Linked DNA regions of Homo sapiens: region 2 is linked to region 1. A link is a loop called in an ENCODE intact Hi-C map of the cell type or tissue named here. Cell type or tissue: B cell. All regions are shown on one strand. Links, peaks and the distances in the headings refer to the core of each region. The heading gives the core; the rest is flanking DNA. Region 1 holds the start of INO80 (INO80 complex ATPase subunit). Region 2 holds the start of RTF1 (RTF1 homolog, Paf1/RNA polymerase II complex component).

Region 1 (8,329 bases), core at 215-8,214:
GGAGTCTCCCTCTGTCACCCAGGCCGGAGCGCAATGGCGTGGTCTCAGCTCATTATAACCTCCGCCTCCTGGGTTCAAGGGATTCTCCTGCTTCAGCCTCCCGAGCAGCTGGGATTACAGGTGCCAGCCATCGCGCCCAGCTAATTTTTGTATTTTTAGTAGAGATGGGGTTTCACCATCTTGGCTAGGCTGGTCTTGAACTCCTGACCTCAGGTGATCCACCCACCTCGGCCTCCCAAAGTGCTGGAATTACTGACAGGTGTGAGCCACCACGCCTGGCCCTGGCCCTTTTTTTTTTTTTTTGAGACCCTCATTGTTAATATTCACTGTATGCTTGAAAAATGATTGAAATTCTCAGTTTAATAGTTTAAGCTTTTTCTTTCTTTCTTTCTTTTTTTTTTTTTTGAGACAGAGTCTTGCTCTGCCACCCAGGTTGGTGTGCACTGGTGCGATCTCAGCTCACTGCAACCTCCACCTCCTGGGTTCAAGTGATTCTCCTGCCTCAGCCTCCCGAGTATCTGGGATTACAGGCATGTGCCACCACGCCTGGCTCATTTTTTGTATTTTTAGTAGAGACGGGATTTCATCATGTTGGCCAGGCTGGTCTTGAACTCCTGATCTCAGGTGATCCACCGACCATGGCCACCCAAAGTGCTAGGATTATAAGCATGAGCCACCGTGCCTGGCCACAACAGTACAATTTCTTTCTTTCTTTTCTTTTTTTTTTTTTGACATGGAGTTTCACTCTTTATGCCCAGGCTGGAACGCAGTGGCACGATCTCAGCTCACTGCAACCTCTGCCTCCCGGGTTCAAGCGATTCTCCTGCCTCAGCCTCTCGAGTAGCTGGGATTACAGGCATGCGCCACCATGCCCAGCTAATTTTGTATTTTTAGTAGAGACAGGGTTTCTCCATGTTGGTCAGGCTGGTCTTGAACTCCCAACCTCAGGTGATCTGCCCACCTCGGCCTCCCAAAGTGCTAGGATTACAGGTGTGAGCCACTGCGCCTGGCCAATAGTACAATTTCTAAGACGAGGAAGTCAGCATTGATACAATACTACGAACTACATTAAAAAACTTATACAAGTGTCGTAAGTTTTTCCACTGATGTCCAGTTTCTGTTCCAGGTTCCCTCCTAGGACTCCACATTGCATTTACTTGTTATTTCTCCTTGGTGTGTAGGTCTGTAAGGGTCCTTGGGTCTTTCCTTGTCTTTCATGACCTTGATGGTTTTGAAGAGTATTGATCAATTATTTTGTGGTAAGTCCCTGAATTTGAAATAGTGTGGTGTTTTTTCATGAATGGAATGTGGTTATGAATTTTGGTAAGAATACCACAGAAATTATGTTGGGTCTTTCTCAATGCAAAATATCAAGGGGTTCAGGACGTAAACATGTCTTATTGTTTACCTTAATTGGTTGGTTAAGGTGGTTTCTGCTGAGTTTCACCACTATAAAGTTACTGTCTTTCCCTTTGTGCTAAAATGTATCTTGGGTGAGACACTTTGAATCTGTGCAAATTCTGTTTCATAGCAAATTTTTAACCACTAATTTAGCATTCCTTAGTGGATCTTGTCTGCAGCAGTGATTGCTGAAGTGTTTGTCTAATGGTGAGTTTTGTTATCCCTCATTCCTTCCACATTTACTAAAATCCTACTCTAAGAAAGCATTCTTTTCTTCTTTCTTCTCTTCTCATTTATTTATATTAGTATTTATATCAGATATTTACTTATATCGGCATGAATATTAAAATTAATATATATGGGTCATCTGTGGTTCATGATCCAATGCTATTATGATTTACTTTGTTGCCTTGGCCATTAGGAGTTCTTTCAGGTTGCCTTCTGTGGTTTCTGTTTTTTTTTTTTTGAAACAGAGTTTGCAGTTGTCACCCATGCTGGAAACTTTGCCATTTCTGCCTCAATCCTGCTACATAATTCCCATTCCTTCCCTTCTTCCATTCTCCTCATGTAAGAAATCAATCACATTAGTTCCTGGTTAAAACTTTTTAAAAAAATTTTGTTTGAGATGGAGTCTCGCTCTGTCGCCCAGGCTGGAGTTCAGTGGCGTGATCTCGGCTCACTGCAAGCTCTGCCTCCCAGGTTCACGCCATTCTCCTGCCTCAGCCTCCTGAGTAGCTGGGACTACAGGCGCCTGCCACCACGCCTGGCTAATTTTTTTGTATTTTTTTAGTAGAGACGGGGTTTCACCGCGATAGACAGGATGGTCTCGATCTCCTGACCTCGTGATCTGCCAGCCTCGGCCTCCCAAAGTGCTGGGATTACAGGCGTGTGTGACAAAATTGTGTAGCATTTGCATATCACCTACACATCCTCCCATATACTTTAAATCATCTCTAGATTACTTATAATACCCAATACAATGCAAATGTTATGCAAATAATTATAGTGTATTTTGAAATGAGTTATTATTTATTTTTTGAACATTTGGTAGAAATGGGGTCTTCTTTTGTTGCCCAAGCCAATCTGTAACTCCTGGCTTCAAGTGACACTTTGGCTCAGCCTCTCAAAGTGCTGGGGATTACAGGTGTATGCCACTGAGCCCAGCCTATTTTTTGAGTATTTTTGATTTGCTGTTGGTTGAATCCACGGATATTGAACCCGCAGATATAAGGGCCAATTATATATCATACTTTTGCCTTTAAGCATTTTTTTTTTTTAAAGACAGTCTTACTCTGTTGCCCAGGCTGGAGTGCAATGGCTAGATCTCCGCTCACGGCAACCTCCGCCTCCGGGGTTCAAGCGATTCCCCTGCCTCAGCCTCCTGAGTAGCTGGGGGGATTACAGGCGCGCGCCATCATGCCCAGCTAATTTTTGTATTTTTAGTAGAGACAGGGTTTCAAGGTTGGTCAGGCTGGTCTCAAACTCCTGACCTCGTGATCTGCCTGCCTAGGCCTCCCAAAGTACTGGGATTACAGGCGTGAGCCACCGTGCCTGGCCATGCATTCAAGCAAATTTAACTCTTGGTTTTTTTTCTTGAGGCAGAGTCTCGCTCTGTCCCAGGTTGGAGTACAGTGGCTCAGTCTCGGCTCACTGCAACCCCTGCCTCCCAGGTTCAAGAGATTCTCCTGCCTCAGACTCCCGAGTAGCTGGGATTACAGGTGCCCGCCACCACGCCCGGCTAATCTTTTTTTTTTTTTTTTTTTTTTTTTTTCAGTAGAGACGAGGTTTCACCATGTTGGCCAGGCTGGTCTCAAAATCCCGACCTCAAGTGATCCACCCGCCTCAGCCTCCCAAAGTGCCGGGATTACACGCGTGAGCTACCGCGCTTGGCTTGCAAATGTAACTTTTTTTTTTTCTTTTTGAGATGGATTTTTTTTTTTTTCTTTTTGATACGGAATTTCGCTCTTGCTGCCCAGGCTGGAGTGCAATGGTGCGATCTCGGTTCACTGTAACCTCCGCCTCCCAGGTTCAAGCGATTCTCCTGCCTCAGGCTCCCAAGTAGCTGGACTACAGGCACCCGCCACCACGCCCGGCTAATTTTTGTATTTTTAGTAGAGATGGGGTTTCACCATATTGGTCAGGCTGGTCTCGAGCTCCTGACCTCAGGTGATTCGACCACCTGACCTCCCAAAGTGCTGGGATTACAGGCGTGTGGCACTGCACCCTGACACAAATTTAACTTTTTAAAGGTCAGTTAACTCAGCACAAGAAGGCTACTTGATGACCTTAATAAAGTACTTTTTAGTTAAATGCTAAGGGCCAGGTTAAAATGGATTAAAGAATGAGACCCAAAGGAACTGAATTAACAGCATATTTAACTTTCAGTAAGTTCTAATTCTTATCTACACCTAGGCCTTACCCTAGGCAATTCTCACCACACATCCTGGTAGTTGGGTCGATTACATTTATTATGTTGTCTTTTTTGTAGAGACGGGGTCTCGCTATGTTGACCAGTCTAATGGACTGCTCTGAGACGTTTGGCCTGAGGTGATCCTTCCAGGCAGGAGGATCACTTCAGGCCAGGAGACTGGGAACCAGCCCAGTAGACTGGGCAACATAGCGAGACCCCAAGTTTAGTAAATGTGGGTGGCAGTGGACTCAAATTGTAGAATTGGCACAGGTAAAAGCAATTATTCGCTTTTCAGAGGCACACTGTGTGGATGTGAGAACAGGCTGGCATTTCCGATAACAGGTCTGCGTGTTCCCAAGTCCTTGTATCCCACAACCTTCACGTAGACATCTTATCTAACTATGCTGTCCTACCCAACCTATAGCGTTCTTGCTCCCAGAGTCTAAATGGGAGCCCCAAACTAATTACTGTATAGTAGTCGAACTACACACCAGGCACTTCCCCGACAATCTACAACCCCATCCAAAGGGGTCAGAAACTAGTAACAAAATACCAGCTGCGAGCCTCTCCTTCCCCTAAAGAGATCTTATCAACTTGGCTGCACCTTCCCACCTCTAGCCTGCGGGAACAAATATCCCAGGATCCCGGGCGGTTTCGATTGACGTTACTTCCGGGAAAAGTAACCTTGCATCGGCGGTTGCGGGCCTGGAAAGCTCTCGCGACATTTTCTCCTGCGAGATCTGCTTGCTCACTGTAGCGATGACATCCTCCTCCTCCTCCCCGCCGCCTTTCGGCAATCTTCGCCAGTCCCAGTCCCGACTAATCTGTACTCAGATGGCATGGATCAGGGTCTCCCCTCGAACCCCGGTTCGCACGGGGCGTCAGGTGGCAGCGGCGGGGTGCGAGCTGCGCGAGGCCGACGGCAGCGGCACTACGGGTGGCCACGGGCAGGCGACGAGCAGTGAGTGTGGGCGGGGTGGGGGTAAGCCACCCGTGTAGCGGCTCGATTGTTCTGGCCTGGCTATGGCGCCTCTCCTCCCCCCCGCCATGGCTCCCCGTGTCCCTGCTCCGCTCCTCTCAGTGAGTGAAAGTGGCCGCCGCCGCCGCCGGCCCAGCGCCCGCAGCCGCCTCAGCGCCGCCGCCATCTTGGGGTCCCAGGAGCCGCGGAGGGAGCGAGCTAGGAGCGTCCACGCCCAACGCAGTCACCGTCCCACGGCCTCAGAGAGCGAACCGCGGCTCCACCGTCGGCGGGGCGACCCCCCCCTCCGGACCCCGCCCGCACCCCGCCCCCCCTCCGCCGCCGTCGCGGCGGCGGGGCCAGGCGGCCCGAGGTGAGGCAACTAGACGTGGGCGGGCGAACGGAGTGGGGGTTGTGTAGGTCTTGTTGCGCCCCTCTCTGCGGGCGACAACTGGGCCGCGTCTTAAAGGGGCCGTCGCCCCCGGCCCTTGGATTTGTTGGGGTTAGTATGGAGGATGGGTGTGGACACTCCCCGCAGGGTTGGGACCTCAGGGACTAGGGCCTTGTCCTTCCCGTTTCATATCTCTGGAGACCCGGGGTCATGCGGTGACCTCAGCCACCTGAGGAAGCCCGTGGGGCGCCCACACGTGGGGAGTGTGTTAGACCAGGTGCACGTGGGACCCGGTGGGGCGGTGTCGGGCTAACACGTGTGTAGGTTTGGGGGTGGGCAGGGGCAGGGCGGAGGCTGGAAGGCCTTGAGTGGGAACCCCGTGAAGGTTGTGTATCTGTCATTTTAAACAAATGAGATCTAAGGGCTTGTTAGTGTGTCATTTTGTAAGGGGCAAGTTGAGATACGGTTGAATGGTGCACGCTGCTGGCTGGTGTTGGGTGGGGGCAGGCTGACACCTGCATAGACTTGGGAGTGTCTAGATGACACCTCTTCTGGTTTTTTAGGTTTTTACATAGCGACTAGGAAAGTGTCATCCTATTTTGACATTCCTTCTTGAGCTCGCTAATGGAAAGTACTACTTCCGTAATCTCCGAGGCTAGAAGCCCCCTACAGTTTAGGAATGACAGAACCTAGGCAGCCACTTACTATTCTAGTTAACAGCCAACTGTGCCTGGAATTCTTTGATTCACACACTGTCTCTAGTTTGATGTACTTGTTAGAAATGGGGGAAGGAATTTGGAGGTTGACCTGGCTAACGTCACAGGTTACTTTTCCAGTCAGTGACTTTCATTATTTCCTCCACAACAAAATTATTGTGGCTTTTCAGTGGCAACTTAAATTAAATAATAGCTTTATTGAAATATGATTCAAATACCAAAAAATTCCGCTTTCTAAAGCGTATAATTAAGTAATTTTCTGAAACTATATTTATTAAATTCTGTAGCCATCAACCACTATTTAATTCATCACCCTAAAAGAGAATCTCTAGAAGCCATTTAGCAGTCACTCCCCATTCCCCCTCCCTCCAGTCTTAGGTAACTATTAATATATTTTTTGCCTAAATTTACCTAAAAAAGAAACATATGTATCTTTCTTTGCCTAGTTTGTTTCACTTAACATGGTGTTTTCAAGGTTCATCCGTGTTGTAGCAGGTATCAGTACTTAATTCCTTTTTTTTTTTTTTTTTGAGACTGAGTCTCGCTCTGTCGTCCAGGCTGGAGTGCAGTGGCGGGGTCCCGACTCACTGCGACCTCCGCCTCCCAGGTTCAAGCACTTCTCGTGCCTCAGCCTCCCCAGTAGCTGGGATTACAGGCGGCTGCCACCACACCCGGCTAATTTTTGTATTTTTAGTAGAAACGGGGTTTCACCATGTTGGCTAGGCCGGTCTCGAACTCCTGACCTCAAGTGATCCGCCTGCCTTGGCCTCCCAGAGTGCTGGGATTATAGGCATGAGCCACCGCACATGGCCTCATTTGCTTTTAATGCCAAATAATATTCTGTTCTAGTTGCATTTTATGTTTGAAATTTCCAAGCTCCTCCTCCTATAAAACAATTTGAGATCATTATGTGTGGTAAAAGTTGCATACCTTCTAGACTTTAAAATGAATGTTTTTTTTTTTTTGTTTTTTGAGACGGAGTCTGGCTCTGTCGCCCAGGCTGGAGTATAGTGGCGTGATCTCGGCTCACTGCAGCTTCCGCCTCCCGGGTTCAAGCAATTCTCCTGCCTCAGCCTCCTGAGTAGCTGGTATTACAGGCGCCCGCCACCACACCCAGCTAATTTTTGTATTTTTAGTAGAGACGGGGTTTCACCATGTTGGTCAGGCTGGTCTCGAGCCCCTGACCTCGTGATCCACCTACCTTGGCCTCCCAAAGTGCTGAGATTACAGGCGTGAGCCACCGTGCCCGGCTGAATTTTGTTTTTAAGGGATTGAATTCCATCATTTTAGCTTACTGTGTTCTTTTCCTCTACGTTTTATTTCAGTAGAAACCAAATCAATTTTTGAAAGTCTGTAAATTGTGATAGGAAATAATTGTAGTGAGCACAAATGTGATTAGAAAAGTTTATGACTAATAAAAACATTTTGAGTACATCAAGGTGGAAATGTGATTAAGCCAAAGCAACAAATCGAGAGCTATTCTGCTGGGCATGGTGTCTCAAGCCTGTAGTCCCAGTTACTCAGGAGGCAAGAGGATCACTTGAGTCCCTAGTGAGCTATGATTGTGCCAGCGCACTCAAGCCTGGGTGGAGAGCGAGACCCTGTCTCTAAAAACAAAACAAAACTAATTATAAGCTGTGGTGTTAGAGGTTCACTTAATGAAAGTTTGTTGGCCGGGTGCGGTGGCTCACGCCTGTAATCCCTGCACTTTGGGAGACTGAGGCAGGTGGATCACCTGAGGTCAGGAGTTCGAAACCAGCCTGGCCAACATGGTTAAACTCTGACTCTACCAAAAATACAAAAAATTAGCTGGGCGTGGTGGCGCGCACCTGTAATCCCAGCTACTCAGGAGGCTGAGGCAGGAGAATCGCTTGAACCCGGGAGGCGGAGGTTGCAGTGAGCCGAGATTGAGCCACTGCACTCCAGTGGAGTGCAACAAGAGCAAAACTCTGTCTCAAAAAAACAAAACAAAACAAAACTGGCTAGGGGATTTTATATGCCAACATACAAATTCACATTAAATAGGTTAGGCTTGGTGGCTCACACCTGTAATCCCGGCACTTTGGGAGGCTGAGCAGGCGGATCGTTTGAGCTCAGGAGTTTGAAATCAGCATGGGCAACATGGCAAAACCCTGTCTCTACAGAAAATACAAAAATTAGCTAAGCATGGTGATGTGCACCTGTAGTCCCAGCTACTTGGGATGCTGAGGTGAGAGGATGGCTTGAGCCCAGGAGGCAGAGATTGCAGTGAGCCGAGATCGAGCCACTGCACTCCAGCCTGGGCGACAGAGCCCGAGCTGGCTCAACAACAACAACAACAAAATACACATGAAATATAAACGCTAGGATGCAGTGGATTTTAGAGTGGACAAAGTGGGTTGGGGTTAATAGGAGACTAAGTTTTTGTAGGAAAACAGTTGAAAAGTTTTTTTTTTTTTTTTTTTTTTTTTTTG
Region 2 (8,329 bases), core at 176-8,175, 300 kb before region 1:
CCCAGGAGTTTCAGACTAGCCTAGGCAATGTAGTGGGACCCCCATCTCTACAAATGATTTTAAAAATTAGCTGGGTGTGGTGGTGCACACCTGTAGTCCCAGCTACTTGAGAGGCTGAGGGGGAAGGATCACTGAGCTAGGGAGGTCAACGCTACAGCCGTGAGCTGTAATTGTGCCACTGCACTCCAGCCTGGGTGACAGGAGTGAAACCCTGCCTAAAAAAAAAAAAAAAAAGAACCAGTAGTTTTGCCATCTTAAAACCTCCCTGTCAAGTTCTTTTAGTTATACAAGTGCCTTTTTTTTTTTTTTCTTTGGGACAGGGTCTCACTCTGTTACCTGGGCTGAAGAGAAACGGTGGGACCACAAGTAACTGCAACTTCAACCTCCCAGGCTCAAGCAATCCTCCCACCCCAGACTCCCAAGTAGCTGAGACTAGAGGCACGCCACCATGCCCAGCTAATTTTTAAATTCTTTTTTTTTTTTTTTTAATACAGAGTTTCACTCTTGTTTCCCAGGCTGGAGTGCAATGGCACGATCTCGGCTCACCACAGCCTCCACCTCCTGGGTTCAAGTGATTCTCCTGCCTCAGCCTTCTGAGTAACTGGGATTACAGGCAAGCACCACCATGCCTGGCTAATTTTGTATTTTTAGTAGAGACGAGGTTTCTCCATGTTGGTCAGGCTGGTCTCAAACTCCCAACCTCAGGTGATCCGCCCACCTCGGCCTCCCAAAGTGCTGGGATTACAGGTATGAGCCACTGCACCTGGCCAATTTTTAAAGTCTTTGTACAGATGAGGTCTCACTTTGTTGCCTACGCTGATCTCAAACACCTGGGCTCAAGTGTTCCTCCCACTTTGGCCTCCCAAAGTGCTGAGATTACAGGGCATGAGCCACCATGCCCAGCCTATACATGTACGCTTAATTTGGAAGTACTATGGCAGACACAGGAAGCTATTTCTCTTCTAAATACTTATAGTGTGTTACTAAAAAGATTAACCTGCATATAGGCAGTGATCTTAATCACTAACATAAATCATAATTACTTGAGCTATACCTGTTACAAATGCAGAGTCCAGACCTCTATCCCCTGAGAGTCTGATTCAGTAGGTCTAGGATGGGAACTGCTGCACCCTCTAAGTCCCAACCTACATTTTAAATAAGCAACCCAGGTGGCTTCTGACACAGAGGTCTGCCCCTACCACCAGGAAAAACCAGCCTAGAAGGCCCATATATCTCACCTTCAGTAAGGAATAAATTGGAGGTAAAATTTTTGACATAATGGCTCAGATTCCCATCTGAAAAACCCAGGGACAAAAGGCCTCCTTACGAACTGCATTCCAATCCACACTAGATACTCAGTGATCTGTCATGGTTTGTTCCTTCCACAAGTACCATACGCTAGACAGCAAGTCTAATGTTATACCCCCAGTGAAGACTCAGAACCAGATGGAGCAGCACAAGGTATTTGGGGCAGGAAAGATCCAGAATGCATTAGGATTCCTAAAGACCCCCAAGCAGCACTGACAGTGAACTTGTGCTAAAGGTCTTTCGTGAAAATGTCTAGAGGGCAGAGATCTTCCTCTTTGATTATTCTGAGAGTCTGGCATAGTGCTGAACAGACAAACTGAAGGCATCAATACCCCTGTTAGGATGTGCAGGGAAAGGGAATTTTGATCTAGTTCCCATCTGATAACAAGAATGCAAATAAGAAGCTGAAGGGGAGGAAGTTAAATTTGTTGTTAAAATGTATTAGGTATTACACATTTTATGTTAATTTCCTTTTACAAATAGATATTTAGAATTGGATTTAAAATTGCAATTCCGGCCAAGCACGGTGGCTCATGCCTGTAATCCCAGCACTTTGGGAGGCCGAGGTGGGCATATCACTTGAGGTCAGGAGTTCGAAACCAGCCTGGCCAACATGGAGAAACCCTGTCTCCACTAAAAATACAAAAAATTAGCCAGGTGTGGTGACAGGCACCTGTAGTCCCAGCTACACGGGAGGCTGAAGCAGGAGAATCGCTTGAACCCAGTGGGCGGAGGTTGCAGTGAGTTGAGATTGTGCCACTGAACTCCAGCCCAGGCAACAGAACAAGACTCCGTCTCAAAAATAAATAAATAAATAAAGTGGCAATTCTCTGCAGTTCCCACTTTGAAAAAGCTTTTTGTGGATCAGGTGAAATATCTCTACCACGAAAAGAAGCACTCAACTTATTTTATTCATCAGAATTCTGTGGGAAACTACTAAGGACAATAATTTGCAGTTCAGTTCATTCATCACTTGAACAGATGTCTTGAGAGTGCTTTACCAAGAAATCCCCCCAAATAATCCTTTTAATGTATGTACCAATTTCCTCTAAACTATCCAGTGTACTTTATAAACACGAACTCTAGCACCATGAAAAATGACTGTGAAACATTATCATTTTGCAGTATGAAAAAAATTTAAAACTAACAGATTGAGTTGGTATAGTGGAAACAGTATAGGCTTTGTACTCATGCAGATCTGGGTTCAAATCCCAATGCTACCACTTACTAGTTGTGAGTTATTTAACTTTTTCAACCTCCATTTTCTTTATGTAAAGTAGAGGAAATAATTCCAAATTTACCATAATGTGAAAACTTGAAAATCTAAACAAAACAATTAAAGTGCCTACTCTAGGCACTATATAAATGGTAGCCAATGTTGTTATTGTCTGAAACATTCACATTTGTAGATGAAAAGACAGAAAAAAATAGATTCTACTCCTTCTAATTGCCAGTCTAAAATTATCTACCAATCAAACTTTTACAGTCGAAATTATACTTTTGATATTTTTGTAAACTTCAGGAGCCTTTCAATGAGAACATTTTCAATTCCTACCCCAAAACAAAGTTTCTATTCCTTAGATAGTCTTACACAGGCCCCATTACTTCTCCATCTCCCTACCACCATTTTCAAAGCAGTCTTCTTTCTACAGCACCTCCTCAATCCTTTTCTTCTTAAAAGTCCTCCCCTTGGCGGAGCTTGCAGTGAAGCCAAGATCGCACCACTGCACTCCAGCCTGGGCGACAGTGCGAGACTCCGTCTCAAAAAAAAATAAATAAATAAATAAAAAGTCCTCCCCTTTTATGCCTTAATACTTTCTTTTTCTTTCTTTTCTTTTTTTTTTTTTTTTTGTGATGGAGTTTCGCTCTTGTTGCCCAGGCTCACTGCAACCTCCGCCTCCCGGGTTCAAGAATTCTCCTGCCTCAGCCTCCCGAGTAGCTGGGATTACAGGCATGTGCCACCACGCCCCGCTAATTTTGTATTTTTAGTAGAGATGGGGTTTCTCCATGTTGGTCAGGCTGGTCTCGAACTCCCGACCTCAGATGAGCCTTGGCCTCCCAAAGTGCTGGGACTACAGGCGTGAGCCACCGCGCCCAGCCCCTAATACTTTCAAACTGAGACCTCTGGCTTCATATAAAAGACCCCCAAGAAGCCATTCATAGAAAAACTTTACAATTAGCAAATGCTTGCACTGCCATCAATTTTTACAAACACTTGATCTTTACAATAAACCAATTAGATACACAAGGCTGATGTTACATTTTCATTTTACATTTAAGACCAAAGATATATAGCTAGAAAATAGCATAAGCCCAGCCTAGAATTCAAATTTTCAGACTCCAAGTTCAATACTCTTTCTACTCAAAAGCTACTATCTCTTGCATATTCTTTCTTTACATCATTTGCTCATTAAACAGAAAGGAGACCATCTTTGTATCGCCTGGTATCACTAGAGCACTGCTACAAAGAGCAGATTCCTCCCTACAATGTTTTCTAGAGTATATAAACAGTTCAACCCCAAGACACTGAGGCCAAAAGTTACTTTCAGTGCTTCCTGCAGTCTTCAAGTAAGAAAGAATTCTGGGATGCTGCGTGAAAGGGCCAAGAGGAGGCCTGGGCTATGCACAGTCCCTCCATGTCGCCCTACATAGTTCTCTATTTCTTCCAGTATCTGCCCTCTTTCCTCCACCCAAGAGTGTTTTTTTGGGTCTGACACCTCAACAAGGGCCCTTCTCAAACACAAACGACCCTAGTCGCCAAATAAACTCGTGCCCACAGCTAAGTCATCCTTGGCAAGCATGGCAGAGGCTCCTAGGAACATTTACGAGTGTCCTTCCTCTGTCCACATCCCTTGTCCGAAAAACTTCCATCTTCCAGAGTCCGGATCTTCTTGGCCCTCGCCCCCAACTGCTCGACGCGCACCCTTGCACCTCCTCCAAAACCTCCCAGCCTCCCAGGTTGGCGGGCGATACTTCCTATCTCTCCCAGCCCGGATCTCCTGGACTACAGCCCGCCGCCCCGATCTGGCCCCGGAAGATCGCGGCCCCTTTCGCTACCCCCGAGCCCGAGGCCCAACGGCCCGGTCCCTGCCCCGCCTCCCCGCCCAAGGCGCCAAGTCCTCGGGGCTCCGTCTCCAGGCCCGGGCCGGTCTCCAAGGCCCCGCACACTCCAGGAAGACGGGAAAGGGGCTGTAGTGGTGCCCAGGGCACGGGGCGAGCTGGGCGCTCTGGTAGGAAGGCTCCAGGCCCGGCCGTCTCCGGCTCCCGCGGCCCCGACAGCCCTCTGGCTCCGCCGGCCCGCGCCTCCGCGGCCTGCCCTCACCTGATCCAGGTTCTCGTCGCTGCCGCTGTCCTCTGTGTCCGAGTCGATCACGACGCGGCCTTTCCGCTTCTTTACCATGGTGGTCCCCCGGCTCCCACGCCGGCCGCCGCCCGGACTCCCCTCTTGCCCGCCTGCCAGTGGGACCGCCACTGCCGCCGCCGCCGCCGCTGCTCGACCCACACAAAGGCGACCGCGCATGCGCGCTCCGCTCCGCCCCCCTGGCCCCGCCCCCTGCTCGCCGCACGCCGTTCGCAGGTCGCCGGGTGCCCCGCCCTGCCCCGCCCCCGACGCAGCGTGAGAGGCGGGGCCTTCCCCCGTCGCTGGTTCCCGGCAGAGAGTGGTGGTGGCTTTACCCGCGACTGCCCTGGAGTCCTTGGCTGTATCTCTGCTGCGGAGCCGAAGTTTGGTGGGCTCTCTTCCTATCGGGGGCTGGAGCCGCAAGGATCCAGGTTCTCTCTGAGGGGGCTCACGTGTCTACCTACTTTCAAGCTGTCCAACACTGATGGCGTGTACTTAAGGGGCCGACGGCCTGGAAGACATAAGTCGCCTGGACCACGCGGTGGACACCGGTTGGGGGCTGGAGACTGCCGACCCGGGCTGTGCGAATGACAGCTGAGCTGGGACCTGGAGAATGCATCTGAATTACCCAAAAGGAGAGTAGAGTGTTGCATGCAGAGAACAGCGTAGGCAAAATGGCCCGGCGATAATAAAGTTAGGTTCGGAGAACTGAAGTTAGTTATGGCCAGAGCAGAGATTGTGGGTGGGGATAGGCGACAGACCAGGCTGGAGAAGGACACGGCGACTGCCTCACTCAGATCCTAATAAGTAAGCTGAATTAGGGAGTTTGAACTTGAGTATTGAAAGATTTTAAACTGAAGAACCACATGATTTGATTTGTGTGTGGTTTTGTGTTTTAGTAGAGACGGGGCCTCCCTATATTGCCCAGGCTGGTCTCGAACCCCTGGGCCCAAGGGATCCTCCTGCCTTGGCCTCCCAAAGTGCTGGGATTACAGGCGTGAGCTACCGTGCCCAGCCTGATTTGTGGTGGTGTTTTTTTGTTTGTTTGTTTGTTTGTTCGTTTGTTTTGGAGACGGAGTCGCTCTTGTTGCCCGGCCTGGAGTGCAGTGGCAGCTCACTGCAACTCCGCTTCCCAGGTTCAAGCGATTCTCCTGCCTCAGCCTCCTGAGTAGCTGGGATTACAGGCTCCTGCCACCACGCCCGGCTAATTTTTTTTTTTTTTTTTTTTTTGAGACGGAGTTTCGTTCTTGTCGCCCAGGCTGGAGTGCAATGGCGCGATCTTGGCTCACTGCAACTTCTGCCGCCTGGGTTCAAGCGATTCTCCAGCCTCAACCTCCGGAATAGATGGCATTACAGACGCCCTTCACCACGCCCTGCTAATTTTTGTATTTTCAGTAGAGATGGGGTTTCAGCATGTTGGCCAGGCTGGTCTCAAACTCCTGGCCTCCGGTGATCCGCCCGCCTCAGCCTCCCAAAGTGCTGGGATTATAGGCATGAGCCACTGCACCCAGGCCTGATTTGTGTTTTTCAAAGATTACTCTGACCGCAGTATGGCGAATGGACTAAGGGCAGGGAGATCGCTTGGATTGTTGTTGTCTTCTTGGCAAGAGATGATGGTGTCCTGACCTAAGGACGAAGCTGTGGGAATGGAAAGAAGTGGATGGACTCTGGATAATTTGGAACGTAGAATCCCCAGGATTTGGGATAGGGGTAAGGGAAGGAGTGCTCCCAGATACCTATTGATGTTCAGATTCTAGCTTAGGAAGCTAGTGGCAGGTGAGCCCTTCATCAAAAAAATGAAATACAAGAGGAGAGAAGAAGGTTTTGGGAACTGGTGTGTATAGGAAATAAGTTTTTATACTTAAGTTTGAGGTCAGCTGATAAAAAGGTCAGCTCCAGAAGTTATTTCCTTTAGTGATTAGGAATATAAAGTAGGGGCCGGGCGTGGTGGCTCACACATGTAATCCCAGCACTTTGGGAAGCTGAAGAGGGCCGATCACCTGAGGGCAGGAGTTCAAGACCTGCCTGGCCAACATGGCAAAACCCCATCTCTACTAAAAATACAAAAATTAGGCCGGGCACAGTGGCTCACGCCTGTAATCCCAACTTTGGGAGGCTGAGGCAGGGGGATCACAAGGTCAGGAAATCGAGACCAGCCTGACCAACATGGTAAAACCCTGTCTCTACTAAAAATACAAAAATTAGCCGGGCATAGTGGCGTGTTCCTGTAATCCCAGCTACTTGGGAGGCTGAGGCAGGAGAATCACTTGAACCTGAAGGCGGAGGCTGCAGTGAGACGAAATCGTACCACTGCACTCCAGCCTGGCAACAGACGTGACTCTTTCTCAAAAATAATAATAATAATAATAATAATAATCTGGACCGGGTGCAGTGGCTCTTTCCTGTAACCCCAGCACTTTGGGAGGCTGAGGCAGGTGGATCACGAGGTCAGGAGCTCAAGACCAACTTGGCCAAGACAGTGAAACCCCGTTTCTACTAAAAATACAAAAATTAGTCAGACGTGGTGGTGGGCGCATGTATTCCCAGCTACTTGGGAGGCTGAGGCAGAGAATTGCTTGAACCTGGGAGGTGGAGGTTGCAGTGAGCTGAGATCGCGCCACTGCACTCCAGCCTGGGCAACAATAGCGAGCCTGTTCTCAAAAAAAAAAAAAGGAAAAAAGAAAATAATCGCACCACTGCACTTCAGCCTGGGTGACAAAGTGAGACCCTGTCTCAAAAAAATAAATAAATAAAACAACCTAAATAAAGTCCAACTACCTCTTTACCCTAGAAGAGTTTTCCTAAGATACAGCTCATAGACTTTTCTCCCCCGACATATCCTTGGAACCATGGCCAAGGTGACCCCGAATCACCAGCCCAGCTTCCGTATGTCTAGCCACCCTGAAGCCTGTGGTGCCCTTCTGGAGGACCCTCTTTAAATGTGTTAATACACAGTACTGCTAAAAAGGAAGCCATGACATGGTCAGTGGCCCTTGACTGGAATTAATAAAAGTATGTTCTTTGAGTGAAATCTGTAGATTTTGATCTTTCTGCAAGGGGTCTTCTAATGATTCACGTACTGAAGTTAGTCCGTATTGAGTCTAATCAATGTCTAAATTTAGTGAATAAACGTTGCTTTAAACTCCCTCTTGAGTCAGCTTCCCAGAGAACCCAACCAGTCAAAGTTTCCAATTAGTAAAATGAGGATAATGATAGTGTCTGTCTCTTTGGGTTCTTATAAGGTTTAAGTTTACAAAGCAGGCATGGAGGCACAGGTCTATGGTCCCAGTTACTTGGGAGGCTAAGGTAGGAGGATCGGTTGAGCCCAGGAGGTGGAATCCATCCTTGGCAACTTAGAGAAACCACGTCTCAAAAAAAATAGTAAGTTAGGCCAAGCCGAGTGTGGTGGCTCACGCCTGTAATCCCAGCACTTTGGGAGGCCGAGGCAGGCGGATTACCTGAGGTCAGGAGTTCAAGACCAGCCTGGCCGACATGGTGAAATCCCATCTCTACTAAAAATACAAAAAAAAAAAAATTAGCTGTGCATTGTGGCAGGCGCATGTAATCCCAGCTACCTGGGAGGCTGAGGCAGGAGAATCACTTGAACCCAGGAGGCGGAGTTGGAGTGAGCTGAGATCGCGCCATTGCACTCCAGCCTGGGCAACAAGAGTGAAATTCCAT

The links. Hi-C counts contacts between places; a loop is a spot of excess contacts. Peaks named below come from ENCODE experiments on the same cell type or tissue, not always from the same donor. Only the 100,000 strongest peaks of a DNase experiment are listed, where the experiment ranks them.
Region 2: a loop joins it to region 1, with 29 times the contacts of the local background. A loop is called at or near these places in 12 of 110 quality-filtered maps.

Annotation. Positions count from the first base shown.
Region 1 is chr15:41,112,786-41,121,114 of GRCh38, reverse strand. INO80 (INO80 complex ATPase subunit) reads left to right here and starts at 4,835. Exons shown (of 36, transcript NM_017553.3): 1 at 4,835-5,142. RefSeq lists enhancers at 2,852-3,631, 4,348-4,447, 4,413-5,192, 5,258-5,337, 5,388-5,437 and 2 more and a silencer at 4,888-5,157. In B cell, for the core only: no CTCF peak of the experiment used is centred there; DNase peaks (open chromatin) are centred at 4,604 and 5,454; H3K4me3 peaks cover 2,526 bases; H3K27ac peaks cover 2,688 bases.
Region 2 is chr15:41,413,615-41,421,943 of GRCh38, reverse strand. RTF1 (RTF1 homolog, Paf1/RNA polymerase II complex component) reads right to left here and starts at 4,849. Exons shown (of 18, transcript NM_015138.5): 1 at 4,631-4,849. The coding sequence starts at 4,828. RefSeq lists a silencer at 4,370-4,959 and an enhancer at 5,020-5,119. In B cell, for the core only: no CTCF peak of the experiment used is centred there; a DNase peak (open chromatin) is centred at 4,853; H3K4me3 peaks cover 2,113 bases; H3K27ac peaks cover 1,909 bases.